Linked DNA regions of Homo sapiens: region 2 is linked to region 1. A link is an interaction called in ENCODE POLR2A ChIA-PET data of the cell type or tissue named here. Cell type or tissue: OCI-LY7. All regions are shown on one strand. Links, peaks and the distances in the headings refer to the core of each region. The heading gives the core; the rest is flanking DNA. Region 1 has its middle 140 kb from the start of LINC00052. Region 2 has its middle 180 kb from the start of MIR11181.

Region 1 (16,246 bases), core at 5,175-13,174:
AGTTCGGAGGGTACTTCAGTACAGCTGGCAGTATTTTCGAGGAGGGTGGTGAAGGTGGAAAAGATTCAACACAAGTGTGAGAGGAGCAATAGACAGAACTCCATGACTGATTGGCTGAAGATTTCCATAATGAACTCAGGGTATGGAGGTGATCTTTACTGATATGAGAAGTTCTGGAGGAGGAAGGACTGCGGTAAGAGGAAGAGTTTTGTTTAAGTCATATTGAGTTGTGTTATCACCTGTTGCTCCCTGCAGACACCAAATTTTCTAACTTGGCTGCACCAATAAGAGTTCTCACTGGTGTGTTATTACTGTCCTCACTGGTCCTTCCTTGGGAAGATAAGATGGGTCTCATGCAAAAGTATTGGGTCCCACTGTCTCTGATACCATTAATTCCTACACTTCTAAATTTCCTGATGTTGAGACCTATGGTCATTTATACTCAGAACCGATAGCTTCCTTGCTTTTTCCTTTTCTGTTGGACATCCTTCTGTACCACCTCAATGAATATCTGCAACCCGTGCTGAGCAATCCAGCTGTGACTCCTTCCTGGCTCTTTTTTGTTCTTTTCCCAGGAGTATAAATAGTCCTGACCTCCCAGCATCTTTTGCGTGGGATGTGCTGAGCTCATTGTGACTCTTGGCTTGTGCATTAGGTGTGGCTGGACCCCAAGCTGTAACCTGTGTGCATATAAAAACAGTCAAAGATCTAAGGTTTATTATACACTTAAATTTCTGGCTTCTTACCCTTTTTGCTCTTTGGGTCAAGGTCCTGGCCATCCCAAGGCTTACTTCATTAAAAACAGGGAAAAGTTATGAAACTCCAATCATGAGGCTATTGTCAAAATTGCATGAAGGTATGTTTTCTGGATGACCTGTGAGCACCATTTCTATATCTTCTCTTTTCGTCTTTGTGAATAATTGGTGCTACCTGTCATAATTGAATCATTGATAATGATTGCCAAGCCCTTACAAAATGTCAAATACTGGATATATAATAAACCCTATCCTGGGAAACTCTAAGCATAGGCCTGGGCTTTGTTCCCCACTATTTACAGAAAACTTAACTTCAGAAAAATCCCATAAATGGTCCAAATGAAGACCTTCCTTCATGATCCAAATGAAGACCCCCTCCATTTCTTACCTCATTAAGGGAAACACACACATGATGTCCTTTCATTCTACCATATTTTCCACCTTTTCCTCTGTTAGGATGGGCCTTATATTGAAGAAAATAGAGCACAGTTGCATCTGAAGGACACAGAGGAAAAATATACCCCCCAGGCAAAAGAGAGATGGAATGAGCAAGTGCATTAAAATGTTATTGAAAATAGAGAGGAACAAAGCAAAATCCCATCAGCTCAGCAGTCCTGGATTATTTCACTACATGACACCAAAAATGAACAAGATACTAATCAATTCATTTTTTTTCCACATGACTCTTAGTTAGAATGAGAACATCTGGAGTTTGAAATCAATTGTCCAGAACTAGCTGCTGAGCTAATTAATATTCGTTCAAATGGCACTCCACCAAGGTGTCCCTTCTTGCATCTCTATTCCTTGCAGGCAGAAGTGCTTTCCCATCACCTTTGTCCATCTTAAAAGAACTCTGGTTGGCCAGTACAGGGAGAAGGGAGAGCAGAAAAGGGTGATAAAAGAGCCTGCTGCAAGCCGTTCTGTTGAAGACAATGAAGAAGTGCTGGAAAAGAACTTAGGAGAAGGAACGTTTCTGCAGAGTGAATACAGGGATGTAATCAGCAGGCTTGCCTCTCCACTCTCTTCAGCATAGAAGAGGGTGAGTCCCAGAATGATTTCATGTTTGCATCTTATCAAGGAGGGAAGGAACCAGAATTAAGGTTCTTTTCCTTAACCATAGGCTATTCTGGCTTGGGCACCATTTCCCTTTTTGGTGACAAAGAGGGGTAGGTGCTCCAAATGTTTGGGAACTGTCACTACCAACAAGTCTGACCATCCCCCAAAGTTCTCTTTCTTTTATGGCTTGCAACCATCTATTATTTTTCTTTTCTTTTCTTTTCTTTTTTCTTTTGAGACAGTCTTACTCTGTTGCCCAGGCTGGAGTGCAATTGCGTGATCTCGGTTCACTGCAAATTCTGCCTCCTGGGTTCAAGAAATTCTTGTGCCTCAGCCTCCCAAGTAGCTGGGATTACAGGTGCCTGCCACCATACCTGGTTAATTTTTGTATTTTTAGTAGAGATGATGTTTCACTATGTTGCTCAGGCTGGTCTCGAACTCTTGACCTCAGGTGATCTTTCCGCCTCGGCCTCTGAAAGTACTGGGGTATAGGTGTGAGCCACCATGCCGGGCCTAATCATCTATTCTTTACTTCCACTTCATAGTGCGTATGTTGAACAGAGACTGGTACAGCTGTTAACATGCCAACAGACCACTTCATTCAATTCACTGGCTTGTTGGTGATTCACTTTGTAGACCTGAACTGACCAATATGGTAGCCCCTTGAAATGTGGCTTCTCTGAATTGAGATGTACTATAAGTTTAAAATGTACACTGTGTTTCAAAGCCTTAATATGTAAAAAGAATGTAAAATATTTCATTAATAATTTTTATATTGATTATACATTGAAAGATAATACTTTGGATATAGTGTATTAAATTAAATACATTATTAAAATTGGCACCTGTTTCTTTTTACCTTTATAATGTGGCTACTGGAAAATTTTAAATTACATATGTGGCTTACACTTGGGGTTACAGTATCTTTGTATTAGATAGACTTAAATTTCAATTGATGGTAGTGTTCAGTTCCCTTTAATAAAATAACTGCTATTTTTTACTGGTAACTTAACATGATGCACCTACCATGGGCATGCCCCTATTTTAGCTACTTGTACATTATTGTGGCAGCCCTACAATCTAGGAATTACCAGCCTCATTTCATGAATGAAGAACTTGGACTATGAGAGGACTTGTTACCTGATGGACTTATTTTGTTCAAGTCAACATTTACTGAGCGCCCACTGTACGCTCTACGGTGTTCCAGGCACTTGGGGTCCCAGGTCTGAAGAGTTACCAGTCATGACAGATCTGATAGAAACCTAAGTTCCCCAGGTTCCCCTCCCTCTAAATTACTCTTTCCCTGACACTATGTGACTCTTTTTGAAGTTTCTCAGTGTCAGGATTACGGGATTTTCAGTCACTTTCATTATTTCATCTTTTGCCTTTCTTTTTCATGGGGATCAATTATGAGGACAAGGAAATTGAATAGAATTGGAACTAGAGTCTCGGGTTTGGCTTATTGGAGTGTTCTCAGTGGTCTGCAGGTGTAATAAGCCAAAGTGTCCAGTTCTTGACTTTATATTCATATATATAAGTACCAGGATGATTCAGGAAGGTCCAGGACTTGATTAACTCTATCGTCTTGGGGAAGCAGATTGCATCTGGAAGGTCTGGGCAGAAGAACGAGGAGGCATAAAAGTTTGCAGATACTGTGCAAAGGAAGCAGAGCCAATGGCAGAAACTGAACTGGACTGAACAGTGGGGAAATGTTTATATGGGCTCTGATTACTAGGCTGGGGCTTGCAATCAGAGGCCTGGCAGCATGTGAAGGCAGTTGAGCATACAGGAAGGAAAGCTGAAATTGCGAAAAGGATCAGACAGAGAATAACATCTAGAAAGAGAGATCAGAAATGATGCCTCTGATTCTGGAAAAGACAAATATGTCCATCTGTAACGTGACCTGAATGTGGGCTTTGGATCTCAAGCAAAAGCTTCCCCGGTGATAGGACCTGTCTTGGTATAGGAGATCAAAAATAATAGTAGTTATTCTGTCCTCAGCATAGGGGTGGAACGTTATATTTTTAGTTATAAAGATATTTGTGTTCTGTTACCAATTTAATTCTCATAAAATTCTAAGAGGCAGGTATTAGGTTGGTGCAAGAGTTATTGCGGTTTTTGCCATTACTTTTCATGGCAAAAGCTGCAATTATTTTGCACCAACCTAATACAACCTTTATTATTTTTTCCATATTGCAGATGAGGAAACTGAGGCACAAACTGCTTAGGTAACTTTTTAACACACAATTGGAGAGACAGAAGCTGGGATTCATATCTTAACCATGTATTAGCTATCTATTACTGCATAATAAATTACCAGAAACTCAGAAATGTAAAACAATATACATTTATTATCTCATAGCCTTATGGGTTGGGATTCACAGATCCTTTGCTCATGGTCCCACAGAGGTTGTCATCGAGGTGTTGGCTGGACCACATTCTCATCTGGAGGCTTGACTGAGGAGGAATCCAAATTCATTCAGGTTGTTGATAGAATTAATCTCCTTGTAGCTGTATGACAGTGTTCCCCACTTTCTTACTGGCTATCAGTCAGTTCCCACTCTCAGCTCCCAGAGACCACCCTCAGGTCATTTCCATGTGGCCCCCTCTATCGTCCATCTCAAAGCATGGCAGCTTCTTCAAGACCGGCAGGAGAATATCTCCCTCCCCTCTGCTACAAGGGAGTCTTATATAATGTAATGTAGCCATGGGAGTGATTATCCCATCACCTTTACCATCTTCTCTTGTCTAAAAGCAAGTCACAAATTCCACTTGTCCTCAAGAAAACAGGATAATACAAGGGTGTCACTAATTGAGGATCATCTTAGAATTCTACCTACCAGAGTGTGTTCCATTCACAGAAATGAGAGATGAGAGCTAAGTGTGCTGCTTCACCGAACGAGGCTGAGCTTGTTCTGTTCTGCCTGCTCCATCACTTCTTCCTCCTGTAAAGAAGATCCTTGGGCCCAGAACCAGCTCTTCCCAGTCCCTGAGCCTATGAACCCGAAGCCTGACAACACCTTCTCTCAGGGGCCCACTTTACCAGTAGGTTGAGCCTGGAATCTTCTTGCCTTCCTAAGCCTGGAAACTTATGCCTCAGATGACTATGTCTTAGATTCCATAGATTCATCTGTTCATTCCTCTTCATGTACCATTGCCAGACTCTGTGCTGGGGAAATAAAAAGCCCTCTCCCTTGGTCGACCAGACTCTATCTTCTAGTTATTAGATTCAATCCTGTTTCAATTCAGAAGATACCTGGACTTTTAGGACTAGCATCCAGAGATGCCAGAACTCTGCACATGCCCATCATAATGGATTTCTTAAAGGTCAGTGCAGCCTACATTGCATTTTTGACTATTGTCTAAAGTCTTCAGAAGATGCCCATAGCTGGGTAGGCTCATGCCCAGCTTGTCTGCCTCTCTTTCTCCCCTACCTCTCTCTCCTCCATCCTGCCTCCAGGATGCCTTCCAACATGAACTAGGAGAACTATGAGAGCCCCCACTGTACTTGCAGCTAGAGGCTGCTGCAGCAAGTTGGTTTCACTTATATCTAATGAATAGCTTTAAATAAAATCATGGCTGTATTTTGTTAATGATATTTCTGAATCTTGAAAAGACAAACATGTCCATCTGTAACACTACCTGAATACTTTTACCTTTTGGGGGTTAATGAGATCACAGGGCTATAAATAAAGCAATAGTCCATAGCAGAAGTCTCTGACCAAAAGTTGATAGGGATTATGTGTTCCTGTCAGGTCCCTGGTCGGGGAGCAGGAACAAAGCCTCTGCCTGAAGGCCCAGTCTCCCTGGAAGCATCTGGCTGCAGAACAGGTGTCAAACAAGAAGGCTCCAAATAGGGCAGGAAGCATATTGCCTCTTTCCTTGGCTTGGTGGTAAAAATTTGGTCAGTGCTTCTGTTAGTCAAAAGAAATGTGTTTTGTTTACTGACTACCCAGCTAATATAGGAGTTAATAAGTATTCAATATATTCATATGCAGAAATAAATGAATAGATGAACAGGTGAATGGATGAGTTATATTACTTATCAATCATTTGTGTATTTATCATTTTAAAACATATTGGTCAGGTGAGTTTCTTTTCCCCACTCACCACTCCCCAGTTTTGGCAGGTGCTGAAAGCCTAGATTCGTTCTTTCCCATTGGATCTATTGTTTCCTTTGCTTTTGCATAAATGAACTGATCATCTAATCTTAATTCCATCTAGAAGTGGACCATCTAATTAAGCACTTCTGCTCTTCTAGATCCTAGACCTCCCTATCTTGACCCATTCTGTCCCTTATAACCCATGCTTTGCTGTGATAATCTTTAAGAGTCCTTCTTTAAACCAGGAACCTGAGATGAGAACCATTGAAATACACAACCAACAGGTGGTTTTATATTAATATACCATGGTTTCTTGATTCTTGCATTACCTGCATTGTTGTTTTACAAATAGATATTTAAGAAAGTTGATGTGGTGGAGTAGCGGTCCATTACACATTTCTGAGAGTTCTATGACTTTTCCATGATGATTTAAAAATTTTTTTATTTTATATGTATGCCAATTATATAATCTTACAGGCATTTTCTAAAGCCTTAATATGACCATTATTTAAGAAAATACTGCCACCATTTCAGTGACCACATTTATAGTTTATGATCACATCAAAGCCAACTAGTACTATTCTAATTATCTGAGCAAAGGAGGAAAGAATAGAGGTAGACTAAAGCATCAAATATGTTTTCTAAGTGATGTCACTTCATCCTGCACCAGGGATAGCTCTGCAGTAGTTTGCAAAGGAAAAAAAGTAATGAAAAAATTGAATCATCACAGATCCCACATTAGTATTAGCATGCTAAATTCAAAATAATTTATTCCAGCAGTCAGTATCATATTCACATTGTGAGCTGAAATTTAGTTTTAGCAAAAGAACCATATCCATCACATTAAATTAATGTTGTTAATTTAAATGTTATTGGTTTTGTTTGTATTTGATTTGTGACTTTGTTTTGATTTTATAGCTGTATAAGAATTATAAGCATAAAGAATATATACTTAGTTTTATGTCTCTACATATTTTAGCATGTCAGGAATAAAAGAATAAAATGTAAATATTCACTGTCTTTTCCTACCAAATACTTCCTAATAGCACCCAAACTTCCAATTTCCCTGAAGTTGTCTCCAAGTCTTTCCATTCCTGGAGAACAATGGAGCTGTCCTTAGTTAGGGGGATCCCTCCTCTGGACCACTGGATAGATCCAAATTTTGCACAAGGACTTCACTCTGTAGATGATAGGGTTTATAGATTACCTAGGGTGGAGTAAACTCTCTGAGAATTTCATTGCAGGAAGGTTTATAACTCTGTTGAGGTTGAGCTTGCTGACATGAGTCATCATGGTACTAGAGGACATCATCCCTTCAAAGAAACACTAAAACAAAAACCAGAGCTGGTATCAGAGCTGAAATTAGCTCCCACTGATGATATGACCTGGGCGTGGATCAAAAGCTCAAAATCTGTCTACATGACCTTCTCAAGCAGACACCAAAGGCAGTGGTTGGAAATGGTTCCCAGGAAAGAAAGCCTTACATTCTAGGTTCCTACTCTAATGAGAAAAGACAGGATAGCCTGTACAGCTCTGCTCTGTATAGATTCTAGTCTCTAGGGCCAAATGACTCATCACTCCTGTACATTAACCATGGGAAGCATGGTGGTGCTGAAACTTAAAGCCATCATTTCTGTCACTGGCTATAGCACATGCACAGAAGGACAGTAGAGTGCAGGCTTCTGAGTTTGCATCCTTTGTGGATATCACACCTCAGAAGTTTCAGTGCTTTTAGTTGAGCCTTGGAAGGAAGAATCGTGGATAGGAAGGAGGATGGCCAGGTAATTAATGTCAGACCAGTGCCCAGAATGTTCCCTCTCCTCTTCATGACAGATCTATCTAGGAATGATTTCAGCCCCCAAAGTCTTGGAATTAACTGCTTTCTCTCATTTCACATGAGGGACCTGAGCCTGGTCTAGACTTTCAGAAGTCTTGAGTATTAAGACTCCCCATGATGGGGACTCCTCCATTCGTTTCTCCTACCGGGTTCTGAGACTCATATTTGGCTGCCTGTTGAGCATAGGGAATCCTTAGAATGAAAAAGGTCTATGTGCTTTCACCATCACTCCTGGCCTCTATGCACTAGATGCCAGTAGCAACCTCCTCCTAATTGTGGCAAAAAAAATGTCTCCAGAAATTGCCAAATGTCACCTTGTGGTAGGGGAACAGAATCTCCTCTGGTTAAGAACCGTTGGTGGCAAATGAGAGATTTTTGAATGTCTACCTGCAAGAAGACTATAAAGGGTTTATTTCCATTTATCTGCTTCTCCAGAATCATTGTACTACCCCAAGCAGATCAATATTACAAATCAGTATCAATGTTACCTCACCCTAGATCTCTACTGACAGCTATAAGGAGTAATTCACCAAATCAAACTTCTAGTAAATCAGCAAGGTAATTCAGAAAACCACATTTTTATTGGTTACCTATCAACTGCATTCACTATATGATCAATTCTTCCAACTCTCCTGCAGGATAGGAGTTAGCAATGCCATTTCATAGGTGAAAAGTTTGAGGCACAGAGAAGTTAGCTTATGAGGGGGAGCTAGGATTTCATCATAAGTGAATTTTGCTCCAAAGTGCATGTAACCATTCTGTTTCTCTGAGTGCTCCAAAATATCCCTGATGAAATGCTGCAATGCACAGCCCCGGAGCAGACCAATGCAGTGGTCCTGTCACCACTAAAGCCACACAAATTGTGCCACACACAGGCTGTCAGTGAGCTGTCAGCCAAGTGCCCTGGGGGCCTGCACTACCACTGTAAGGCTGACCTTGCAGTGCGTTTTGGATTCCCATGAAATCTGAGCACCTTTTTTAAGCACTTTACTGTCTCTGGATATTGGCCAAATCTCCTTCTACTTGTCTTATTTGAATTGTGACTATGATAAAACCTCTATCTTTTAAGAAATGAGGTGGCCTGATTCAGAGCTCACGATTCTAGATGTACGTTCTGAGAAGCTGTGTCCTCAAGAATATATTTTGCCATTTCATGTCCACTAATGCATTTTTCTCCAAATCTTTGGAGGTCATATCCATTTGGTAAACTTATAGCAATTGCCTGTAAAGTTCCAAACAAAATTCTCACTGGCCTATTTTAAAAGTTCCCGAAATAATATAGTTGGAAAAAAAATAGAATTTCCTGCGATTAATTGTTAAAATTCCTATGATAATATATATTTGCATGTCATTTTCCTAGCTACTTTAGGCTGAATTCTCTTTTCACAAAATGATGACATAAAACTGAAATATGGCTGTGAGAAACCCTGGCAAGTGATTTCAGCAGTGGCCCCTTTAACATTTTGGTGGGATTTTTTAGCTCTTTTATTCTCTGTCACCCCTCTACCCCTGCCTCCAGCTAGCTTCCCAATTTTCCATGGTTTTTTTTAACAATTTGTAACTCAGATTACTCTAAGTGATTTAGTATGTTAGCCAATTTCCTTAATATTCTAGGGGCCAGGTCATCAGAATCTACTGATTTGTATACATTCGTATTTCCTAGGCCTTTTCTTATCTAGGTTTTGACAATAGCAATTTGGGTAAGGATTTCATTACTTCCTAATTGCTCCGATTTCTTTTCTTTATTTCCTCTCGTTAATGACTAATTTAGAATGAGTTCCCTATTTCAGCAGCTTTAATCCTGCCCTTCATCCTCTGTTCCTTCCTTCCTTATTACCTGAGCTGAGGTGTCTCGGAGAGCTAATTCACTCGTTCGTTTCCTTTTGGAGGCAGAGAAAGCTTGTTTCTGCCTTTTAGACTTTTATTTTTGCTAAAGAGTTTAGGACAGAAAAGCGCATTTTTAAAAACTTTCCATCCTCTCATATATTTCTCCCACAAGCTGCTTGTAGATCCTTTCCCTCTCTTGCTCCATTAGTTTAATGTTCAGCGGTCAGAGCTGATAAGAGAAAGCTAAATTCCAAACACACCACAAATCTTGTAAGGCACTTTCGGACCTAGCTTCCAAATAACCTTGTTTTCAACCCTACGGGTTTTTTTGTTTCTCTTTTGTTTTGCTGAAAGTGAGCCTTCAAGCTCTATCCTCCTCTACTTTGCAGAGCAGAATCTCAAAAATGGAGGTGGTAAAGAAATGCTTTCTTAGATTTGGGTTGATTTTTTAGTTCCAGGAACACTTAAAATCCTCTTCACTGTCTGTTCAGAGGTGGTTATTGTGTAGTAGATTAAGACATTGTCTCCATGTGGTAATCAGGTATTTCTGGAAATGTTTGCCTTCACTCTGTGTGTGTGTGTGTGTGTGTGTGTGTGTGTGTGTGTGTTTGTGTGTCTAACTGGTAACTCAAACCTATGCTACCTGTTACCCACATGTGCATGAAACTAGCAATCATTTTGGCCAATCCAAGCAGAAAGTTCCTAACATCTGGAGGTTTGAAATTGGTGAACAGAACTCCTGGATCCTCACACTGCCTTTTTTCCTTCTGGTTTTTGTCCTTGTGCTTGGCATCAGTGTAGACATCGCCTTGTGGTTACTCTCGTAAACTGAGCCTTGTGGTTCAGACGTGTTACTGAAGTTAGCCTGAAAAGAACGTCATGGGCCTCGGTGGAGAGTTGTTGGACGAACCCCAGACCATGTTATGAAACAAACCCTTGTTTCCAGGGTAGGACAGTTGCCGGATGATTTGTTTTACATGGTTGCAAATAAAAATGACAAAAGTAAAACATCCTTAATTTCTGGGAAAGTCAGTGCTACAATTTTAAGAAAGAGTTATTGAAGGAAGGGATGATGTCTCATGATGGGAGATCTATAGGAGACAGTCCAAGAGCTTTTCCAAACTGGGGCCACTTTCTCACCTCTGGGGACTGAGCTCTGTGTCTTGGGCTGATGAATAGGGGTCAATGGTTATGTTGGCAGCCAGTCGTGGAGGCCCTGGGTCCCATTTCCTCAGCCACACTGGTCCTTCCTTCTCTTTGCCAATTGAATCCTTGCCTGAGGCCCCTGTGTCTTCTTGGGCTTGATTTCTGCCTTTGAATCTCATTCAATACCCCTTGGAGCCTGATCTTTAAGATTGGGCTTCTCTGTCTGCTGCATCACCTTACCCAAGACTGCAAGGTCAAATTTTTGATCCTTGGTCTATATTTGTTCCTTTGGCCTAGGATCATTTCTGGTGGGGCCTCTTCTCATGTGAAATCTGAATTTGTTGTCCCTCAATTAAACCATTAATAACCTAGTGTTCAGGGTCTGTAACATTTATCCAGTCTTCCAGGTCAGCCTAGATCTCAGGGAGAGGCCTGCTGTATGATGGTTTGCATATCACCTCTTAATCCTGTCCCTACCACCCCACAGTTCAAAATGCAAAGATGGAATGACCCAAGTATGATGCAAATTCAGCAATAATGTCTAAAGAAAAATTATCAAGTAAGGATAATTTTGCCACACCTCCCACCTGCCCAAACCCCCACAGGAGACATTTGGCTGAGTATGGACATTTTTGTTTTTTGGGACTGGGGAGAAAATTGCTGGTGGCATCTAGTAAATAAAGACCAGAGATAGATAATAATAACCATCCCATAGTGCACCGGATGGACCCCACAACAACAAATTGTCTGTAATCTCAGTAGTGCTGAGGTTGAGAAACCCTGACCTAAAGGAAAATCAGGTGAAAGTAATAGATACACCGCTCAACAGAAAGGATTTTTTCCCCTTCAGGCTCAACTCACTTTATTTTCTATTTATTCCACTGAACATTATTAGTCCATGGTAAGTCTACAGGTGCTGATAGACTTCACTGAGATGTCCTTTAGCTCACTTTGGACTCTGTTCCCTAAGACCTTTACATTGTACCAAGGAATTTCCCTGGCACACACACATACACACATACATACATACGTACATACATACATTAACTCAGCAAACATTTTGAGAGAACCTACCTGTACTAAGAGGAAGACAAGGCTCTGGGTATACAAAAGTGATCAACACAGTCTCTGCCACCAAAGAGACTAGTGCGGGAGCCAGCAAGTAATCTAAAGATTGTTGTACAATGAGACATGGCAGAGTAGACATGCAAGAGGAGGAGCATTGTTGTCAGAGTGAAAGCCGGGAGGTACTTCCTATAAAAGGCAAAATCTGAGCCGAGTCTTAATGTATACTTAGTGGTGGCCCAGTGTAATAGGGCAAAAGACTGAAGCAGCCGTAGGAAAGCATGGGCTATGAAAGGGCAGTATTGCAATCAGCCTTCTCCAGAGAAACAGATCCCATAGGATATATACATACACATAAAGGGGATTTACTATGGAGTTGGCTCACATGCTTACAGAGGCTGAGAAGTTCCACTATAGACCACCACTGAGCTGGAGAACCAGGAAAGCCAGTGGTATCATTTAGTCTGAGTCTGAAGGCCTGAGACCCAGAGAGTTAGGAGCAGGGGTGCTTGTGGTTTGTGTAAGTCTAGAATCTGACGGTCCGAGAACCTTAAGCTCTGATGTCCCAGGGCAAGAGAAGATGGATATCCTAGTTCCACAAGAGACAGCAAATTCTCCCTTCCTCTGCTTTTTTGTTGTATTGGTGCTCTTAATGAATTACATGAGGCCCATCCATCTTGGTGATTGGTTGGTCTTCTTTACTCAGTCTACCAATACAAGTGCTCATCTCTTCCAGAAACACCCACACAAACACACTCAGGAATAATGTTTTACCAGCTGTCTGGGCACCCCTTAAGCCAGTCAAGTTGACACATAAAATTAACCACTGCAGGCAGCTATTTAATAGGACCAGCTGGCTGCCCAATGCATTCTTCGTTTCTTTCAGGGTAGAATAGCCTTTCAAGGTGAGTAAGGTGAAAAAATACTATGGAGGTAAAAATAAAGAAGGCAGGTAATTTGTCTAAGGCCACAGCGCAAATCAATGTCAGGGTTAAGATAGCGTATAGTTGTCAGATACAGCTGATTATGTGTGTATTTATTTATTCATTCATTCATTTTCTTATTCAGTAATTATTTATTGAGATACTAGGCACTATGTAAGTTCAAATCCAGCTCTAACACAAATGTTGGACAAGTTACTCAAGCTCTGTGAGCCTTAGCAGGCTTGCCTGTCAAATAGAAACAAGAGTAGTAACTATTTCTCTTGGGGGCTTTTGCAAATATCAAATGAGTGAATGCTTTTGAAGCTTTTAGCATACAATACTTAGGGCAGGCATCCAACTTTATTGTCATCATTGTCTTCATCATCATCATCATCATCATCATCATCATCATCATCATTTTTGCTATCATTATCCCCCTCTCCCAAGTGCATGTTTTCTGTACCAGGGCTTTAGCGCTGCCACCTACGCAGTGAGGCAGCTTCCGGAGGCTCCCAGGCATTCAGGCACAGAGTACTTAGTATTCCATTTGCCTCTTGTCAGCAAGTGGGTCCTGAGCAGAGCAGACTGCTCACTCAGCCTTCAATTCACGCGTCTCCTGTTTCTCTCTCTGTAAGCTGCTAAAAGGTAGGGAGGAAGCTGTTTCATTACAGCCTCATTTACACCTCTCTAGTCTCCCTGCTCCCTCCAAGGAAAGTCAAGTTGCTGTGTTCTGCACAAACAGAATCTGGCATACAATATTCTAAGCCAGGCTTTCTCAGTTAAGCCTTGTCAGATGTCGTTTCCCCTGCACTGCCCACAGGGGGATATTATCAACCCATCCCCATCCCAACCTGGTGCTCCTATGTGCTATATGGTTATATAAATGCCCTTTGGGTAGGAACCATGGAAAGGCTGCCAGGCTAGACTCTGGTAATGGCAAGGGGGCTGGCAGAGATCACTTTTGAAACTGACTCCTGTACGGCAATAAAGTGATCCTAGCCTTGTTCTCAGAGCACGCTAATCCCTATCCCTTCCTGTGCACAGGAGGATAATGAGGGCTCTAGACACATAAACAGGCTCACAGATGGCTGGATGTCACACGTTTGGCAATTCTTACTTATGGACGGCTCCATGCTGTTGTCCTCTGGCGCTTCAGCCTGTGACATGTCTGAGAACTTGCTGGAGTGTTCCCATGGGGAGGAGAATCCTTTTCCTGTCACTTCTACCAACCTCCCTACCCCTTTTCCCTGCCTGAATCCACCCACACACAGGCATACACACACACAAACAATAAAGTTGTCAAATACATTTGAGAAAATGTAAGACATTGTGCCTAATCCAATGTTGCAATTCACTGATGAGGAGATGGTGTTAGGGAATCTACGTGGAGAGTTGAAAGATGACAGGACCTCTATGACCTCTTTGGAGAGTCCCCACAGAAACAAGGCAGCAAAAGCCACCAACCTACATCTCTGACACCAGTGCCCCTCTGAGAGGTTACTGTCTATCTAGAACTGTCATTCTCAAACTCTAGCATGCATCAACCTGACCTGGAGGGCTTGTTAAAACCCAGATTGCAGGGCCTTCCCAGAAGGCTCAGAATTTCTGATTCAGTAGGTCTGCAGTCAGCCTTAGTATTTACATTTTTAACAAGTTCCCAGGTGATTCGGATGCTGCTGGTCCACAAACCACTGACCTAGAAGATGTACTCAGCCCTAGAATATGGTAAATGAAGGAAAGTATTTATGGACCCTGATCACCCATTAAATAGGAAGATACAGACAAGGTGAACAGAGCAGGAAATTCTCAGCTGCCCAGTAGCAATAGTAAATGCGCTCTCTCAGGCAGCAGTTGGAGAAACTGCTGCCTGGACGTCTTCTGGCTGGAAGATCACGGAGCACAGGCTGGGGAGTTCTGTTTCTGGCTCTACAGAGCCTGGTTGCAGCACCCCAGTGTTTCATCCATCATCTACTCAGGATGCTGTCTATGTTGGTCTTCTCTGCTACACTGGTTGCCTTCAGGAATAAGGGCCAAGTTCTAGGTAAAGTCATTCTTTCTCTCTGAATCCCCAGTGCGGATGTAGCACCTGCTCCAAAGTATATCCTCATGACCTGTCAGCTAAATACAAGAACAAGCAAGTCTTTCTAGTTTATTCTGCTGCCAGGTAGCTGGCTGACCTTTCTGAGTCCAGCAGATGGTTGTGCTTAGCAGAAAGAGGAAAAGAAATCAGAGAGCAAATACCCAGCCCCATGTCTTTGTTCATGTTGTTATCCTTAGTATATACCTTATTCTTTTTTTTTTTTTTTTTTTTTTTTTTTTTGAGACAAAGGCTCCCTCTGTCTCCCAGGCTGGAGTGCAGTGGCATGATCTCGGCTCACTGCAAGCTCTGCCTCCCAGGTTCATGCCATTCTCCTGCCTTAGCCTCCCGAGTAGCTGGGACTACAGGCGCCCGCCACCGCACCCAGCTAATTTTTTGTATTTTTAGTAGAAACAGGGTTTCATCATGTTAGCCAAGATGGTCTCGATCTCCTGACCTCGTGATCTGCCCGCCTCGGGCTCCCAAAGTGCTGGGATTACAGGCGTGAGCCACAGCGCCCAGCTTATACCTTATTCTTTTTCTTGGCTTATTGAAATGCTACCAGCTTAAACTAACAGGGCATTTGTAATGGAAACACTTAGACCAGTCTGGCTTAAGTGTAGGGTAACTATAGAGATCATGGCGGAAAGGTGTGTAGAGGCCCCATGGAGGACAGCCGTAAATGCCAGGCTGAAGAATTTGCACGTAGGTCAGCAAAGGTGAGCCGGGAAAGATGTGGGCTGCAGGAGGGACGTGTAATCACAAGTCCTATCCTCAATTTTGCTCTTTTGTTTTTCTCTAAAAGTAAAATTATCATCTGATTCTGTATAGCAAATTTTTAAAAATAAAGATTTCCTCTGGATGGACATTCTCCTACTAATGCCCATTCATCAAACCCCTGAAAAGCTAATTGTCTGGACCAAGTCGAAGAGATTCAAGGTGAGAGGGGAGGTCTTCAGGAGAAGACAGAGAACACTACTCTTGGTGTCAAGGGAAGCAGGGTGTCTGCATAAACAGCAGGCAATTTCATCAGAACAAAAAGAACACTTACAGAATACATACTAAGTGGAAAGTATCAGAGAAGAAGGGGGAAACGGGCAATGATTAAATATATGCTTTATGCCCAGCATGGATTTTAACCAAAAAACTACACAGGGAATTAGACATTAATATTGTCATTTTGCTGATAAGGGAGTAGGCTCAGAGAGGTAAACAACCTCTCAAAATTCCCAAAACAAGTGACTGGTGGAAGTAGGATTCAAATCCTGATCTGTTGGATTCCAAAGTCTATCCACATTCTTCTGCTGGTCACCACCATCACACCTGGCTCCACAAAGATGGCCAAAATCTGGCTCTCATCTTGGAGTAGCTTGTTAACTACTAGAGAAGGTAACACACACGGACACTCAAATGTTAAATTAAAATGGCCAAATTGGAGGAGAGCCCTAAAGAAGGTA
Region 2 (16,246 bases), core at 4,615-12,614, 50 kb before region 1:
CTAATTTTTTGTACTTTTAGTTGAGACAGGGTTTCACCGTGTTAGCCAAGATGGTCTCGATCTCCTGACCTCATGATCCACCCGCCTTGGCATCCCAAAGTGCTGGGATTACAGATGTGAGCCACCGTGCCCGGCCCTTGAGTGAGTTTCTTTATCCTGAGTTCTAATTTGATTGTACCATGGTCTGAGACACTGTTTGTTGTGATTTCATTCTTTCGCATTTGCTCTGGAGTATTTTACTTCCAATAATGTGGTCGATTTTAGAATACGTGCCATGTGGCACTCAGAAGAATATATATTCAGTTGATTTGTGGTGGAGAGTTCTGTAGATGTCTCTTAAGTCCACTTGATCCAGAGCTGAGTTCAAGTCTTTAATATCCTTGTTAATTTTCTGTCTTGTCGATCTGTCTAATATTGACAGTGGGGTGTTAAAGTCTCTGACTATTATCATGTGGGAGCCTAAGTCTCTTTGTAGGTCTCTAAGAACTTGTTTTATGAATCTAGGTGCTCTTGTACTGGGTGCGTATATATTTAAGATAATTAGCTCTTCTTGTTGAATTGATCCCTTTACCATTATGTAATGCCCTTCTTTGTCTTTTCTGATCTTTGTGGGTTTAAAGTCTGCTTTGTCAAAGAGTAGGATTGCAACCCCTACTTTTTTTTTGCTTTCCATTTGCTTGGTGAATACTCCTCCATCCCTTTATTTTGAGCCTATGTGTGTCTTTGCACATGAGATGGGTCTTCTGAACACAGCACACCAATGGGTCTTGACTCTTTATCCAATTTGCCGTTCCGTGACCTTTAATTGGAGCATTTAGCCCATTTACATTTAAGGTTAATATTGTTATGTATAAATTTGATCCTGTCATCATGATGCTAGCTGGTTATTTTGCACACTAGTTGATGCAGTTTCTTCATAGTGTCATTGGTCTTTATATTTTGGTGTGTTTTTGCAGTGGCTGGTACCAGTTTTTCTTTTCTATATTTAGTGCTTCCTTCAGGAGCTCTTGTAAGGCAGGCCTGGTGAGGTGAAATCCCTCAGCATTTGCTTTTCTGGAAAGGATCTTATTCCTCCTTTGCTTATGAGGCTTACTTTGGCTGGATATGAAATTCTGGGTTGAAAATTATTTTCTTTAGAAATGTTGAATACTGGCCCCCACTCTCTTCTGGCTTGTAGGGTTTCTGCTGAGAGGTCTGCTGTTAGTCTGATGGGCTTCCCTTTGTAGGTGACCTGGCCTTTCTCTCTGGCTGCCATTAACATTTTTTCCTTCATTTTGACCTTCAAGAATCTGAAGATTATATGTCTTGGGGTTGATCTTCTTGTGGAGTATCTTAGTGGTGTTCTCTGTATTTCCTGAATTTGAATGTCGGCCTGTCTTGCTAGGTTGGGGAAGTTCTCCTGGATAATATCCTGAAGAGTGTGTTCCAACTAGGTTCCATTCTCTCTATCTCTTTCATGTACTCTAGTCAATCGTAGGTTCAGTCTTTTTACAGAGTCCCATATTTCTCGGAGGTTTTATTAATTTCTTTTCATTCTTTTTTCTCTAATCTTGCCTGCATACTTTATTTCAGCAAAATGGTCTTCAAACTCTGATATCCTTTCTTTTGCTTGGTCAGTTCGGCTACTGATACTTGTGTATGCTTCGCAAAGTTCTTGTGTTGTGTTTTTCAGCTCCATCAGGTCATTTATGTTCCTCTCTAAACTGGTTATTCTAGTTAGCAGCTCCTATGACCTTTTATCAAGGTTCTTAGCTTCTTTGCATTGGGTTAAAACAAGCTCCTTTAGCTCACTGGAGTTTGTTATTACCCATCTTCTGAAACCTACTTCTGTCAATTTGTTAATTTCATCCTCCATCCAGTTCTGTGCCCATGCTGGAGAGGTGTTGCAATCATTTGGAGGAGAAGAGATATTCTGGCCTTTCGGGTTTTCAGCACTTTTTTTGTTGATTCTTTCTCATCTTCCTGAGTTTGTCTAGTAGTGATCTTTGAGGCTGCTGACACTTGGATAGGGTTTTTGTGGGGTTTTTTTTTGTTGTTGTTGATGCTATTATTGCTTTCTGTTTGTTTATTTTTCTTGCAAGGGTCAAGCCTCTCTTCTGTAGGGATGCTGTGATTTGCTGGTGGTTCACTTCAGGCCCTATTCATCTGGTTTGCTCCCACGCCTGGAGATGTCAGTTAAGGAGGCTGGAGAACAGCACAGATGGGTGCCTGCTTCTTCCTCTGGGATCTCTGACCTTGAGGGGCACTGACCTGATGCCTGTAGGAATGCTCCTGTATAGGGTGTCTGACAAACCCTGTTGGAGGGTCTCACCCAGTTGGGTGGCACAAGGAGCAGGACCCGTTTTAACGAAGCACTTTGACTGTCCTTGGTGGAGGGGGTGTGCTTTGCTGGGGGGAAACCCACTCATCTGAGCTGCCTGGATTCCCCAGAACGCCTCCCTTGGCTGTGTGTGTGTGTGGGGCTCCCCTGCCCCGTGTGTCTCTCAGGTGGGTTGCCGCACCACACTGCTCTTCCTTTCCCTCCGTGAGTCACGATAGCCACCTAGTCAGTTCTGATGACAGAACCTGGATACCTCATTTGCCAGTGCAGGATTGGCATGCTGTTATGGTTCTCTTCAATGGCAGCCTCCCATCACCACTGCTTCTAGTCAGCCATCCTGGCCCTGCACAATCGAATATCCTTTTTTAAAGACAATATATTTTGCCTTCCACTCCACTCCCCCTACCTTACAGAAGTGGCGCTTCTCATCCTATTGACTAAGAAAATACCTAATGACACGCAGCTATTCTGAAATTTGTAATGCTTCTGAAATATTTGGCATTTTATTAATCACAGCATCTACAGAGATTGAAAGGAAAAGTTTAAAAAATGTATCTGTGGGCTGCATGATGGATTCCATCTGCATTCAGAGCTTGGTGTCCATGTGGATTCCTCCATTGTGGGAAATCTTTCCTATAGACAGCTTTATGGAATCAAAGACTGGAAGGAAATCAAAGCACCCTTCCATCCAGCTCCATTATTTTATATAGCACAGAGGTCAAAGGAGGGAAAGCAACTTTTCCAAAATCACACAGCCAGACAGAATTAGAGGGAAGACCAGAACCCATGATCCCCATGGTCTTGCTGCTGCCTGAAGCTAACTCTCTCTGGTAGCTCTGGGTTAGTGGAAATTCTTTCCTGTCAGCCAGTGGCAGTGGCCTGTGGGGAGTGAATTAAGAAATGAAGCTTGGCAGGTGACTCCAGTCTTGGAGCTACAGTGACTGTATAATTTATCATCCAAAGTGGGACACATTTGAGAGTGAAAGGGAGCACTATTAATAATGATTCCAGGGCAGTAGGTGAAACTAGGACTCTTCTGGGCAAGCTGGGGCATATGGCCACTCTGCTAGAAGCCTATGTAGGCCTACAAAGGGCCTATTTCAGAGCTCTTTAAAAGCCATCTCTCTATAGGGATATCTTACTTGGAGGAAGTCAGGCGAAGTGTCTACCCTTGCTTCTTGCCAGTTTCATGCCTTGAGAGCACAGCAAAAAGCCTCAAATTGTGCAAACTCATTGGGAATGACATGTCTCTTACTGTAAACTGCCAAGAGGTTTTTAGCCTCCAGTTTCTCACCCCTAATCTACCTTGAAGGTGCAGAAAGGCTCAGAAAGAGCTGATACTCATGATGAGAAGGAACTAAGGAAGAGGGTGGCCTGTGCTGCTTATTAGATCTTAGCAGGTGACCCCACGCAGGGGAATGCCTGTAGGCCTGGAGAGGGGTCTTTCCCAGTGGGAAGAGAGTGCCCTTTTCTGGTCCTAAGCTCAGAAGGATCATCAGTTTTTATAGACATCACAGGGTTGTGAGCCTAGTGTCCTGCAGAGTTCTTGGGACTGGGTGCCCTTCTAGGTAACCTTAAGTAAGCACTTCTTTTCTCCTTAGTTTTCTAATGTATGAAATTGGAGGTTGGTCTAATTTACTGCTGCTGTGGGTTAGTCAGAGTGTGATAGTCTGTGCTGCAGTAACGAATACCCTCCACATCTGAGTGATTTCACGTAACAAGGATTTATTTCTCACTCATGCTACACATTTAACATAGATGGGCAGGGTGGGCACTGCTCTTATAGCTACTCAGGGTCCCAGGCTCCATTTGATGATGCATGATTCACGAAGCTATAGCAGGGAATAGGAAAGTGGGAATTGAGTGCTGGCAACTAAATACTTGCACCTAAAGTAACATGTACCATTCACATTTTATTGGTCAAAAGCAGCCACATGGTCACACCTAAACCTCAAGAAGGTAAAAAAGAGCAGCCTTACTGTGTGTCCAAAAGTTGGACAATCAGAATAAATATTTATAAATGCTCCCATGATTAACCCACCCTTAAATTGTCTTAATTTTTAGTGTTACAGTGGAAAGATCATTTTCTTTTTACTCCCTAAATAAAATCTAATTGAGATGCATACAATATTAAATAGGTAGAAGTGAAGTTAATTTGGTTGCAATGAGAGTTGATAACCTAGAGCTTCACCCTTTAGTGACAGCTTGATTTTGTCTTTTTTAGGAAGATAATACGATAACATTGGAGATGATAGTTTGGGGAGGGAAGTACAAGGGAGAAAGGAGACCAGCTGAGTGACTTTTTAGAGTTCGTTAGACCAAGAAGAATAAAAATGAGGGCTGGAGTAGAAGATGGGATAGGAAGGTATATCAGTTTTCTGTAGCTGCATAACAGTTACCCCAGAATTAGTTGCTTTAAGCAACATGTTTAGTATCTCAGTTTCTGTGGGTCAGGAATCTGGGCATGGCTTAGCTGGGTCCTCTGATTTGAGGTTTCTCCCCAGCTGTAGTTAAGGTGATGACCAGGGCTCCTGTTATCTGGAAGTTCAACTGGGTCAGGATCCTTTTGCAAAGACTCTCAGGGGTTGTTGGCAGGACTCAGTTTCTTACTGGCTGTTAGCTGGAAGTCACTCTGTCCTTTACCAGGTAGCTCTCTCCATCAGAACAAACAGAGCCAGAAAGAGAATCGGAGCAAGATGGAAGTCTCAGAATTTTGTAACCTGATAACAGAAGTGGCATCCCATTGTGTTTGCCGTGGTCTATTGCTTGGAAATCTCGAGGTCCAGCCCATGCTCAGGACCTTACACAAGGGGACTGCACTAGGGTGCAGACACCAGAGGGGAGACCACTGGGAGCTATATCAGAAGTCACCTACTACAGGAGCATCTGGAAGAAGTGGAGAAACCTGAGCTGACATGAACAAGACTGAGGATTATGGGGATAAAGAAGGAGTAGACAGTGCTTCCAGAGCTTTAGTTTGGGCAAGGATGATTGCTGATGCCATTATTTGAAATGAGCATGGCAAAGTGAGGAGACAGGGGAAGTGAGTTAAGCCTTGAGACATTAAATGTCAAACTGAGCATGAATCATTCTGGGCCCCTGGCTACTCAGAAGCCCAGTAGAAAGGAACTCTTGACTTCCAACTGGGCACCCACAGTCATACTGCTCTATTCTCTCTTACTCCTCTCTGTGCCTTAGAGTTTGCACTGACTAAAGGAATTCAGAGTGAGGTTGCCAGCAAGCAGAGGTGATTAAAGTGGGTTTAACATTCCAGTCATTTCCATGGAAATTACTAGGCTCTGACTCTTGTGCCAGGTCCCTGCGTCTGCTGCTAGAGCTGAGGAGTCAAAGCCCAAACTTTCATGAGGCTTTAAGGAGACCATGAAAAAGACACAGGGCTGTACACAGTCAAGCCTGCCCAGCTCAGCTCTTTTTGAGAAACATGGCAAGTGACTTATTTAACATTATTTTTTTCCATGTGTGTAAACATCCTAAAAGGTTGACCTAAATGAGTTCTTAGCAAGATCTGATAGCCCAGGACAATGAAATAATCCGTTTTAATAGGATTACAGGCTGCGCTAAGGGAGACTGGCAGCTTTTAGCCTCTGCCTTGTAATATGTGCTTAAAGAAAGCACGGGAGAGAGGAGACAGAAGACAGGTTTCCTGTGTTGTTTTGCACTCCCTTAACTGCTGATATCTCTAGCTCACAGTATCTTTGGCTGCTCAAACTGAGGACATCTGGGATCCTCTTCCAGCATTGTCTCCAGCTAGTTCTGAGTCTTTCCGCCTCTCCAGACTTTCGTGAAAGGATACAGTGAACTGAACAATCCCTCAAGGATAGTAGAGTAAAGGCCTGGTTTCTTCAGGTCATCCTTCCCCCAAGGTCTCCTCCTATCTCCATTATTTCAGGTTCTTGATTGCATGAGTCAGTGGGGAATAGACTACAGACTTGACCCAGGGAGTCTCCAAGAGAGATTCTGCGTGCTGGAGCCCGGGCTGTTCCTGGGTCTCGTGACACCGGTCATGATGTTCACGATACAGAGTCTCTGTAGTACTCACTGTGGAAAGTGCTGCCATGTGGGAAAGGGGTTGTATAAAGTATTTTCCTAGTGCAAAGCAGCCCTGTGAGTAGCAGGCCTTCCCTCCTTTACTTATGTTTGGAGAGGGAATGCTGGCTGACACGCAGGAGGACCTGATCTGAATTTTAAATGGAATTCCTTCTCTAACGACGACACGTTCTGTGAATGGCAAGGCCAATCAAGAAGAAAAAAATTAAATTCCATCCTCACAAAGGCAGGTGAGACCCGTGTCAGATCAGTAGCAAACTGTTAATTAAGAATATATTCTGCAAAAGGACCCATGCTCAGTGCACCAGAATGCCTGAAGTCAGCGCTTTAAAGGCAATAAAGCTAATTCAAAAATGTATTCATTGAGTCATAATGAGTGAATGAAAACAATATTTTGTCAAAGTTTCATCAATTAAAGAAGCACAAAGAGGCTATCTTATTAATCACCAGTTTGAATGTTCTGAATATCAGCTTGGTTTAAAAAAAAATTATTTTTTTAGCCTCAATCAAGCTCCTTGCATGTCTAGCAGAAGCCAATCTGCTTATTTGAAGATATGATTTTTTTTTCTGCGTATGGACCATATATATATATACTTCTTATTCATTATTACCTGGTCCACACTTTGGATTTCTCTTGCCTTGTCTTGAGAGTGGACCACACTCTGCTTTGCCCACCATGGCCCAAGATCAAAGGTGGATATTTCTTAAGATAAATGAGTGAGGTTATAAATGGAATCTGAAGCCAGAGAATAGCAGAGTAGGAGGAGCAAAGTCAGTCAATTCATCAACTCTCTTTATTAAGCACTTGTTTTGTGCACAGCACCATGGGGATATAGGATATAGAAGGTGCATGAACCAGAGTGCCTGCCTCCAATTGGCTTTTATTTATTTTTTTCCCTGAGACGAAGTCTCGCTCTGTTGTCCAGGCTGGAGTGCAGTGGCGCGATCTTGGCTCACTTCAAACTCTGCCTCCCAGGTTCAAGCAACTCTCCCTGACTCAGCCTCCCAAGTAGCTTTTAAGAAAGATAATGTTAGGGAGTAGAAGGACAACCTCAGAGGGCAGGGATCATGCCTATCTTGTTTGTGGTTTATATGTCCAGTGGCTTGATTAATGCAGGATGTTTAAAAAAAAAGGTGTTATTTGAATGGCTGAATGTGGAAAATAATGAGGACAAATGGTGTTCAGGAAAAAGAGAAGGTTTGGGATCACGGAGCATGCAGAGAAAGAGCATATGCCAAGAGCACATCTGTCCCTAGGTCTGGTGTCTTGTCTTCGTCCCTGCTTTTCTCTGCCTACCAAAGCCATCTGGTACTTTAAAGCTCCTTTAGCTTTTTCTCTAAGTTATCTCCCTTGATCTTGAAGCCAAAAGAGATCTCCCACTCCTTAGGTTGCAATAACATTTTATTTTAATTAGTAATAAGGCATTTATAAGACATCATATATTTCACTGGAGGCTAGTAGGAAGAAATGAGCCAGACTTTTTTTTTGAAAAATATTTAATTTTGGATATAATCCCAGGATAGAAGTACTATCATTATCTCTTTTTTACAGCAGTGGATACAGGCACAGGAAGGTTGAGGAACTTACCAAAGAGCCAGAGCTGCCATGAGGTGGTCCAGAATGATACTCAGGCCTGTTGGGCTCCATCTCCTTTCATCTTCACCAAGTCATGCTGTTTTCTTTTCTCCTCTCTTCTTTCCTCCCATCCCAGATCCTTCCCCTGCAATGCACTTGGTTGATTCACATCTTATATCACTTGAAGATTTTACCCTTGAGGAGGGTGATGGGCATAGCATGTCTTGTTCTATGTTCACTATATTGCACAAGATACTCTAGCTTGTCTTTGATAAACAGAGACAACCATATTTCCACTTCCTGTGCCTTAGCCCTGACCTAATGTCCTTCCTGTTCTATAATTCAAATGAGGCCCACAGTTACTTCCCCTTTTTGCCAAACTCCCTGGTCTCAGCTGGGAAGCCAGTTGAATAGGGGACAGCCAGGACTCGAAATTGAGGCCTGTATATGATGAACCATACTCCATTTAGTGCTTAAGGCTGATACGGTGAGCCCAGTGTTATAAGCATCTTAGAATTCAAAATTCAAACCCAAAAATATTTAGTAAACACCATAAGCAGAGATGTAGTCCTCAAAGATTAAAAGAGAGGGAGGGGACAAGGAAAATGAAAAAAAGTACTGTTACTTCCTGGAGCATGGGAGTTTGACAATCATGACTCAGAAATAAGGCTAGATCAGAAGGCTTTTCTAGGCCAATTCAGTACCGGGACCTATGTTCCCTGGGCTCCAGGCCATCCTGCCTGGGAACTGTCTGTGGGAAAACTGATATGGGTTTGCTGTGATTCCCATACCCAGTCTACCTGGCCTTCCTCATACCCAAGATGTGTAATTATGTACAGGCTCTCCACGTTTGAGAGGTGGCCTGTCTGTGATCACAGGTTAGATGGCATCACCTGGCACCAGTGGAGTTAAAATGCCAAGTCTTGGCCCCCTTGGGGCTGTGCTCAGATAATGCAGCTCTAACTGCAGAATGTGACCTTGGCTCCTTCAAGGACAAGAAAAGGTGACCCAATAATTCTGATTTGAGTGGAAATCACATTTGCTAATCCTGTCCTCACTCAGACTCAGGGGCCTCCAGCATGGCTGGCCAGTTCTTCTCGATGTCTACTCAGTTCATTTTCACTTTTGCTTTAATTTTCACCTCAGTTGCTTGGATTTCTGTTTGATTTCTCAAACCAATCTCTCTTTACCCTACAGTTGACTTGGTCTCCTGATTACAAGAGGCCTTCTGTGATCCTCTGGCCCTATTTTCTTGTTGGACATCAGCTCCTGACCCCAGACAATGGCCTCAGCCTCAGAATTTGTATTTTGGGAAGGAGTGTTCTTGACCAAAGCTAGTTGTCCTATCCTAGTCCAGCTATAACCCTTTTACTTAGAGCTTTTTTCTAATTAACCCCTCCTGGGTGCCCACATACCTTTGTGAGCTAGGCCGTACTGCCTGCTAGCCCTGCCCAAAGCCAAGTTCACTCTTGAACTTTTTTGCTTGGGTCATCAAGAAATGGACCTTCTGTGTATTTCAAATCTCTAAGACGAGTTTGCAGAGATGCTTCTGGGCTCCTTTTCAGTGATGATTTATGCATGGTGAGTAGAAAAGCATGCTGTTTTATTCCTTTTAAAACTTAGTAATGACTTGGGGGAGAACAGTACATCTATATCTGTATCTTTTCCTTTCTCTGTACCTGTGTCCCTTTCTCTATCTAAATCTGTATATCTACATCTATATTTGAATATATAGAGATACAATCATGTGAATTTAGTAGTCCAGTAGAGCTTTGCCATGCCATTGTCCATTATGTATGTTTGACCTAGTAGATTTTGACACTTATTTGCAATGCAAAGATGCCAAGTTGCATCATGCCTGTCAAGAAATATATATGTAAATATAGGCCAATCCCTTAAAGGGAAATAAAAATATATGGTGTTTGTCTTTGTGCTAAGGAGATGCTCATATTCAAATCATGGCGGAATAATACCCACTAGGAAAATGAGACTCTTACTAAATGACCTAGGGTGAGTCCCTCAAACTCTCAGAGCCTCATTTTATCAACAGAAAAAAAGGATTTAGACCAGGTGATCTCTGAGGGTAGGCCAACTCCTAGGATACAGAAGTTTTTGATATTTGACTGTCATTATTTAATGATAGCTTTTACTCAAAATCTGGTCTTAAAGAATCTTTTTATAAAATTACAATGGCATGCAGAAGAACAGAATACTCCTGAGTCTGGGTTGTATCTCAGTCAAGGTATAGTTAGGAAACCAATGCTGGGTAGCTCGGCAGGGATAGTTTAATACAAGGTACCCATTACAAAATGTTGGAAGCAAAATGAAGCCAAACGGGACAGACAAGAAACTCAGAGATTAGCAGTAGCGGATAGTCAGTATCATCCTTGGGTTGTAAAGATAAAGAAGGAGATAGTTTTGTCAAAGCACAAAATCCCAAATCTAGGACTCCTAGGGGGAGATCGGACAAGGAAGGGAGGGACAGACTAGTGACAGCTAGGACCATCGCTACTTCCAGGAGTGTCACTCGGAGCAGAAAGAGAGAGAGCACAGGGCAGAAATAGCTTGCCTTGTTTTTGCCCTTCTTTCTCCAAATGATCTCAGAAACTAAAGGCAGCCAGAGGGCAAGCGAGTCTGGGATCCACTGTTTGCAGCAGTCACCCCGCTGCAATACGAAGCAGGCAAGGGACGGGATAGGGAAGGATCTGAGGGCAAGCAAGCAGCTGGCTGGCGCATGCAGGCTGGGAAATACTCTCTCTAGCCTTTATGAGTCCCATCCTAGCACGGCTTTCCAATGACCTGGCTGCCTGAAAAGGGGACTCAGATGTGGAAAGATGTTTCTTAGACCTTTTCACCCACTATCACCTAACATTTGGATTAATGTGGTAAGCAGCTTCCAGGTTCTCAGTTGTAACAAATGTGTGAGACTTCCAATTAATAACTATAGTTCCTGAGCACCTGCTATATGCCAAGCAGTTTATATGCAATAGCCCCTTCTATCTTTTGGCAACCCTACTTGGAAGATACAAATACCTGTATTTTAAAGATGAAGAAAATAAGGTAAGTAAGATGGAGCTATGTGCCCAAGGGTCACAGCTGGATTTGTAGGGAGTGGATACAACTCAACTCAGGGAGTTTTGACTTTAAAGCTCTTTCTCAAATAGAAGCAAGGCTAAGTCAGTTAGAGCTCAGCATTCTATAAGGAATGGCATTTTGATTTCTGGAAGCAACCACTTCAAAATGCCAGGAAGCAGCAGCAACAGCAAACACTAGGGGAGGGAGTAACCACCGGGCCTCAAACCTTCCGAGAAGCGTCCGCCTAGAAAGCAGCACCCCTCCCTGCCATCCCCTCCCATTCAGGGGGCTTCCGGCTTCTTATTCTTCCTGGCAGCTTGTTGGGATCATGCACTTCTTGGCCCCTATAACCAGATTTCCTTATTTACAGAATCACACTTGGCTGGTAAATGTGCTTGGGGAAAATAAGATAATACAAATGCTATTTGGAAGAAATTTCTGAGTAAGGCCATTAGAGCCAAGAGTAAAAATAAGGTGGGGAGATAAGTGGATTGTTTTTCCCCCTCTGAAGAGAAGGAAGGCTGGTGACAATGACAGCGAAGAGCTGGAACGCAAGCGGCAGAAGGTGAAGGCAGGGAAGGACAGGATGGGAATGGAAAAATGCTGACTGATACAAAACAAGCAGACAAGCAGCTGATCGTCTGGGAAGTAAATACAAGGAGCAAGAGGGCAGCTGTCTGGAATCCAGACAACCCAGGGTACATTGCCCATGTACCCTTCACACTAAAAGAGAACATTGTTGGGACGAGGACTTAGGGGTTATATACTAGCATGGACATGGAACAAGCATCCAGGAATACTCATGGGTACCAGGAATTTGAAGAGGATTCACCACTTAGTGCTATGGTTTGAATGTGTCCCTCAAAGTTTGTGTGTTGGAAACTTAATCCCCAATGCCACAGCATTAGAACTTGGGGCCTAAGAAGAGGTGGTTAGCTCATGAGAGCTCTGCCCTTAGGTACAGATTCATGTTGTTGTCTCAGGAATGGGTTAGTCATCAGGAGAATGGGCTTGTTATGAAAATGAGTTTGGCCACATCTCTCTCTTGCTCTCTCACTATCTCTTGCCCTTCCATTCTCCACCATGGGTTGACACAGCATGAAGGCCCTTGCCAGATGTGGACATCTTGATATTGGACTTCCCCAGCATCCAGAACTAAGAAATTCTTTCCTTCCTTCCTTCCTTCCTTCCTTCCTTCCTTCCTTCCTTCCTTCCTTCCTCTCTCTTTCTCTTTCTTTCTTTCTTTCTTTCTTTCTTTCTTTCTTTCTTTCTTTCTTTCTTTCTCTTTCTTTCTTTCTTTCTGTCTGTCTCTTTCTCTCCCTCCCTCCCTCCTTCCCTCCTTCCCTCCTTTCCTTCTCCCCTCCTGTCCTCCTTTCCTCCTTTCCTCCTTTCTTCCTTTCTTCCTTCCTTCCTTCCTTCCTCCCTCCCTTCCTTCATCTTTTAAGACAGGGTCTCACTCTGTTGCCCAGGCTGGAGTACAACGGCATGATCACAGCTCACTGCAGCCTCGACCTCCTAGGCTGTTGTCATCCTCCTGCCTCAGCATTCCAGGTAACTGGGATTGCAGGTGAACATCACCACATCTGGCTATTTTGTATTTCTTTTAATAGAAATGAGGTTTTGCAATGTTGCCCAGGCTAGTCTTGAACTTCTGAGCTCAAGTGATCCACCTACCTTGGCATCCCAACGTGCTGGGATTACAAATATGAACCACCATACCCAGCCAATTTATTTTCTGTATAAATTACTCTGTCTGTAGTATTCTCATATAGCAACACAAAATGAATGAAGACAAGTAGGATCCCCATAAACAGGTGACCCATCTTCCTGAGCCTCAGATTCTTGTTTTAATTGATTAAAGATGTTAATAATATTTTCTTATAGCATATGGCAGAGGTGAAGTTTAAGTGAGCTAACTGATATGATAGTGCTTTACTGATTGGTAAAAACCGTGCAAAGATTATTTCTGGTATGTCTACCCCATGCCCTAAAATTGCTTCTCTTAATGGTATTCAGTGTGGGAGGTGGTGACATACTGTCCCATGCTGGTCAGAATGGATAGAACTTAGGGAGTTCTGACTTTCAAGCTCTTTCTCAAACAGAGGCAAGGCCAAGTCAGGCAGAGCTCACTATTCTATAAAGAATGGTGTTTTGATTCCCGGAAGCAACAGCTTTGAAACTGTTGCTTTCACCTCTTTCACAAGAGATATGGTCAAGTGAGAGGATGTGTGGAGGGCGGTCCCCGGTGCAGTATAAGGACTAGCAGCAACTGCGGGCAAAGGGACCACGGGCATGAAGGGCCTCGTGTGGTAGATGTAGGTCAGGGTGGAGAGATTGGTGGGATTAATTCGTCTGTGAAGCTACACAGGGCAAAATTAGGATCAATGTTTAGATATTTCAGAAAGGCATATTTCAGGCATGTTTCAGCATGAAAGGAAGACTTATTAATAATTTCAGTTAGCCAAACATTAGATGGGCTACTTTGTGAAATAGTGAGTTCTCTGCCATCAGAGGTGTTCAAACTGAGGCTGAATATTTTGGAAGAGATACTTTATACTACTGGGTTGTACTAGATGGTCTGGGAGACCTCTCGTAGGCCAAATTTACTGCAAATTTATTTTTTTAGCTCTACTCAAATGTGACTCACTTCTCAGTAAGGATACACCTTCATGGTAAGAAATGATCCAGGCAAGGAAGGCACAGGGATCCCAAAGAGGGACCAATTCTCTCTCTAAGAGCTTTCACAAGGGGCAAAGCTAACGATGGCGGCATCCCTGGCTGCTGGGAGAAATGCTGGTAGCTTCTCCAGCTCTGCGAGACAACACTTCCCCGCAACAGATGACTTTTATCACAGGTCATCCTGTCAAATATCCTGGAGAATAAAGGAATACTCATGGGTACTGAGGAAGCATGCAGGAATTTGAACAGGATTCAGCACTTAGTGCTATGGTTTGAATGTGTCCCTCAAAGTTTATGTGTTGGAAACTTAATCCCCAATGCCACAGCATTGGAACATGGGGCCTAAGAAGAGGTCCCATGATAGATTCCAATTTTGCAAGTGGGATAATCAGGAGTCAGAAAATGGTCACTTACTACAACTTGCAGAGTGGGGCTGGCTAGGATCTGAAGATCTCAGTTATTACAAACCTCTCATTGTATAGATGGGAACACTGAGACCCAGGAAAACAGAACGATTTGCCTCAATTCACATTATGAGTGGTGGCAGGGTCAGTGCTGAATCATTCTTTGGTCCTGTGTCACATGATATCTCCCAGTTCGTTATTAAGGAGTTGGAAGAAGGGGCTGATATGCTCTCATTGAGACAGTCAGATCAGAGAGACTGTGGACCTTCTTTTCTGACCTGTTGTCCCATTCTGAACCTTCGGGAAAAGTGTTTCAAGTAAATGGAAAATTTCTGGAGCCCAGCAGAATTTGAGGTCTGGTAGAGAAGAAGATACAGATGACCAGCTAACCATCTGCTCTGCTTTTCTTCACCCTGCAAAGGGATAGAAAACTACAATATGGCTGGACGCAGTGGCCATATTGTAGCTTGTAATCCCAGCATTTTGGGAGGCCGAGGCATGCAGATCACTTGAGGTCAGGAGTTTGAGACCAGCCTGACCAATATGGTGAAACTCTGTCTCTACTAAAGATACAAAAATTAGCCGGGCGTGGTGGTAGGCACTTTGTAGTCTTAGCTACTTGGGAGGCTGAGGCAGGAGAATCACTTGAACCCAGGAAGCGGAGGTTGCAGTGAACCGAGATCATGCCACTGCACTCCAGCCTGGGCGACACATGGAGACTCCATCTCAAAAATAAATAAATAAATAAATAAAAGAAAAAAGAAAGAAAGAAAGGGAAAAGTTACAATACATGCTCTCTGGCCATGAGTGATCACTGAAGCAACAAATGGTAGTGGATTCAGCAGCAGCAACAGCAGCAGGTTTGGGTTATCTGTCATGCTACACAGCCTTATCACTGTAATTATATCAAGAACAAGTTTTCTATTTGAAAAAGGAGCTGGCGTACAAGAGGCACCTCCCACCGAAACAACAGGTGCATTGGCGGCACCTGTCACTGCTGCTGCTGCAGGTGCCTGGCGTCTTGGCACAGGCTGGCTTTGCTGGACCTCAGCTGGACAGAATGGGCAAGGAGGTCTCCACCCTGCAGGCCCTGGGACTTAGGTGATGAGTCAGGCTTTCTTTAGTCATTTTCCAGAATTGTCACTTTCCTGCCTGACTGGAAGGAGAGAGAGACAAAAATAGAGACAGAGAAAGGCAGGAAAGTTTGAGGAAGGGGTAACATACATGTTCCAGAGGAACTGGCAAGATGAGAAAGCCCAGAAACTCTCAGGACAAGACAGTATTTAGATATTGAGACTGTGATATGAAGGAGAGAAGAAGATATTATTCCTGACATATTTTATATTTATATATATTATCATTTCCCCCCCCCGCCCCCCCGAATGAGTAAACAACAGCGGCAAGATGAACAAGATGAACTAGGTCCTGAATGAGTGGTTGATCTGGCTCGTGGCATTTCCAGGAAAATATACAGGGAAGCACAGGGAGGTGGGAGCGGAATGAGAGACCCCAGCATGCTAGCTCTGGATGTGCCCACGAGAGGCCATGCACAGAGGGAAGGTGGAAGGGGACAGGGTGGAGAGAATGCTGAAAGCCAATTGTCTGTTTCTTTGAAAACACTGAAGTGCAGCTAAAAAGAGCCAGCCTTGGATTATGAGTTAGCAGACCTGGGATTGAATCTGGCCTCTATCACTAACTCACTGAGCACTTAGTCCAGAGCTAAAATTCTTTGAGTCCTGGTTTTTCCATCTACACAGCAACATGATACAGCATTCACACCTATGTTATAAGGGAGTTGTGAGGATTAAATGATATATGATATGCGACATTTTTCTCGGACTACATACGTAGCTTACTATATATTTTATAAATATTATAAACATATAAAATTGCCATTATTTAAGTTTCCTTCCACTAAGGCACCAGCAGCAGCAGCAGTGGCAGGTGCTACCAATGCACCTGTTGTTTTGGTGGGAGGTGCCCCTTGGACTCCAGTTCCTTTCTCAAATAGAAAGTTTGCAGAATGCAGTTTTATGTAGGAAGCATCAACGTTTATTAAGGGCACTACACGAGCAGATCATTGTGTTTACTTAAGTGAAACATACTTGTTGAGAAAAACCAGGT

What was found. ChIA-PET counts read pairs that join two places held together with the same protein. Peaks named below come from ENCODE experiments on the same cell type or tissue, not always from the same donor. Only the 100,000 strongest peaks of a DNase experiment are listed, where the experiment ranks them.
Region 2: POLR2A ChIA-PET joins it to region 1 with 5 read pairs; 2 of 35 experiments call an interaction of 5 or more read pairs at or near these places.

What each region holds. Positions count from the first base shown.
Region 1 is chr15:87,704,795-87,721,040 of GRCh38, reverse strand. No RefSeq gene overlaps it. Among named protein-coding and RNA genes, the nearest start is that of LINC00052, 140 kb to the right of the region's middle. In OCI-LY7, for the core only: no CTCF peak of the experiment used is centred there; no DNase peak of the experiment used is centred there.
Region 2 is chr15:87,754,320-87,770,565 of GRCh38, reverse strand. No RefSeq gene overlaps it. Among named protein-coding and RNA genes, the nearest start is that of MIR11181, 180 kb to the left of the region's middle. In OCI-LY7, for the core only: no CTCF peak of the experiment used is centred there; a DNase peak (open chromatin) is centred at 8,305; H3K4me3 peaks cover 511 bases.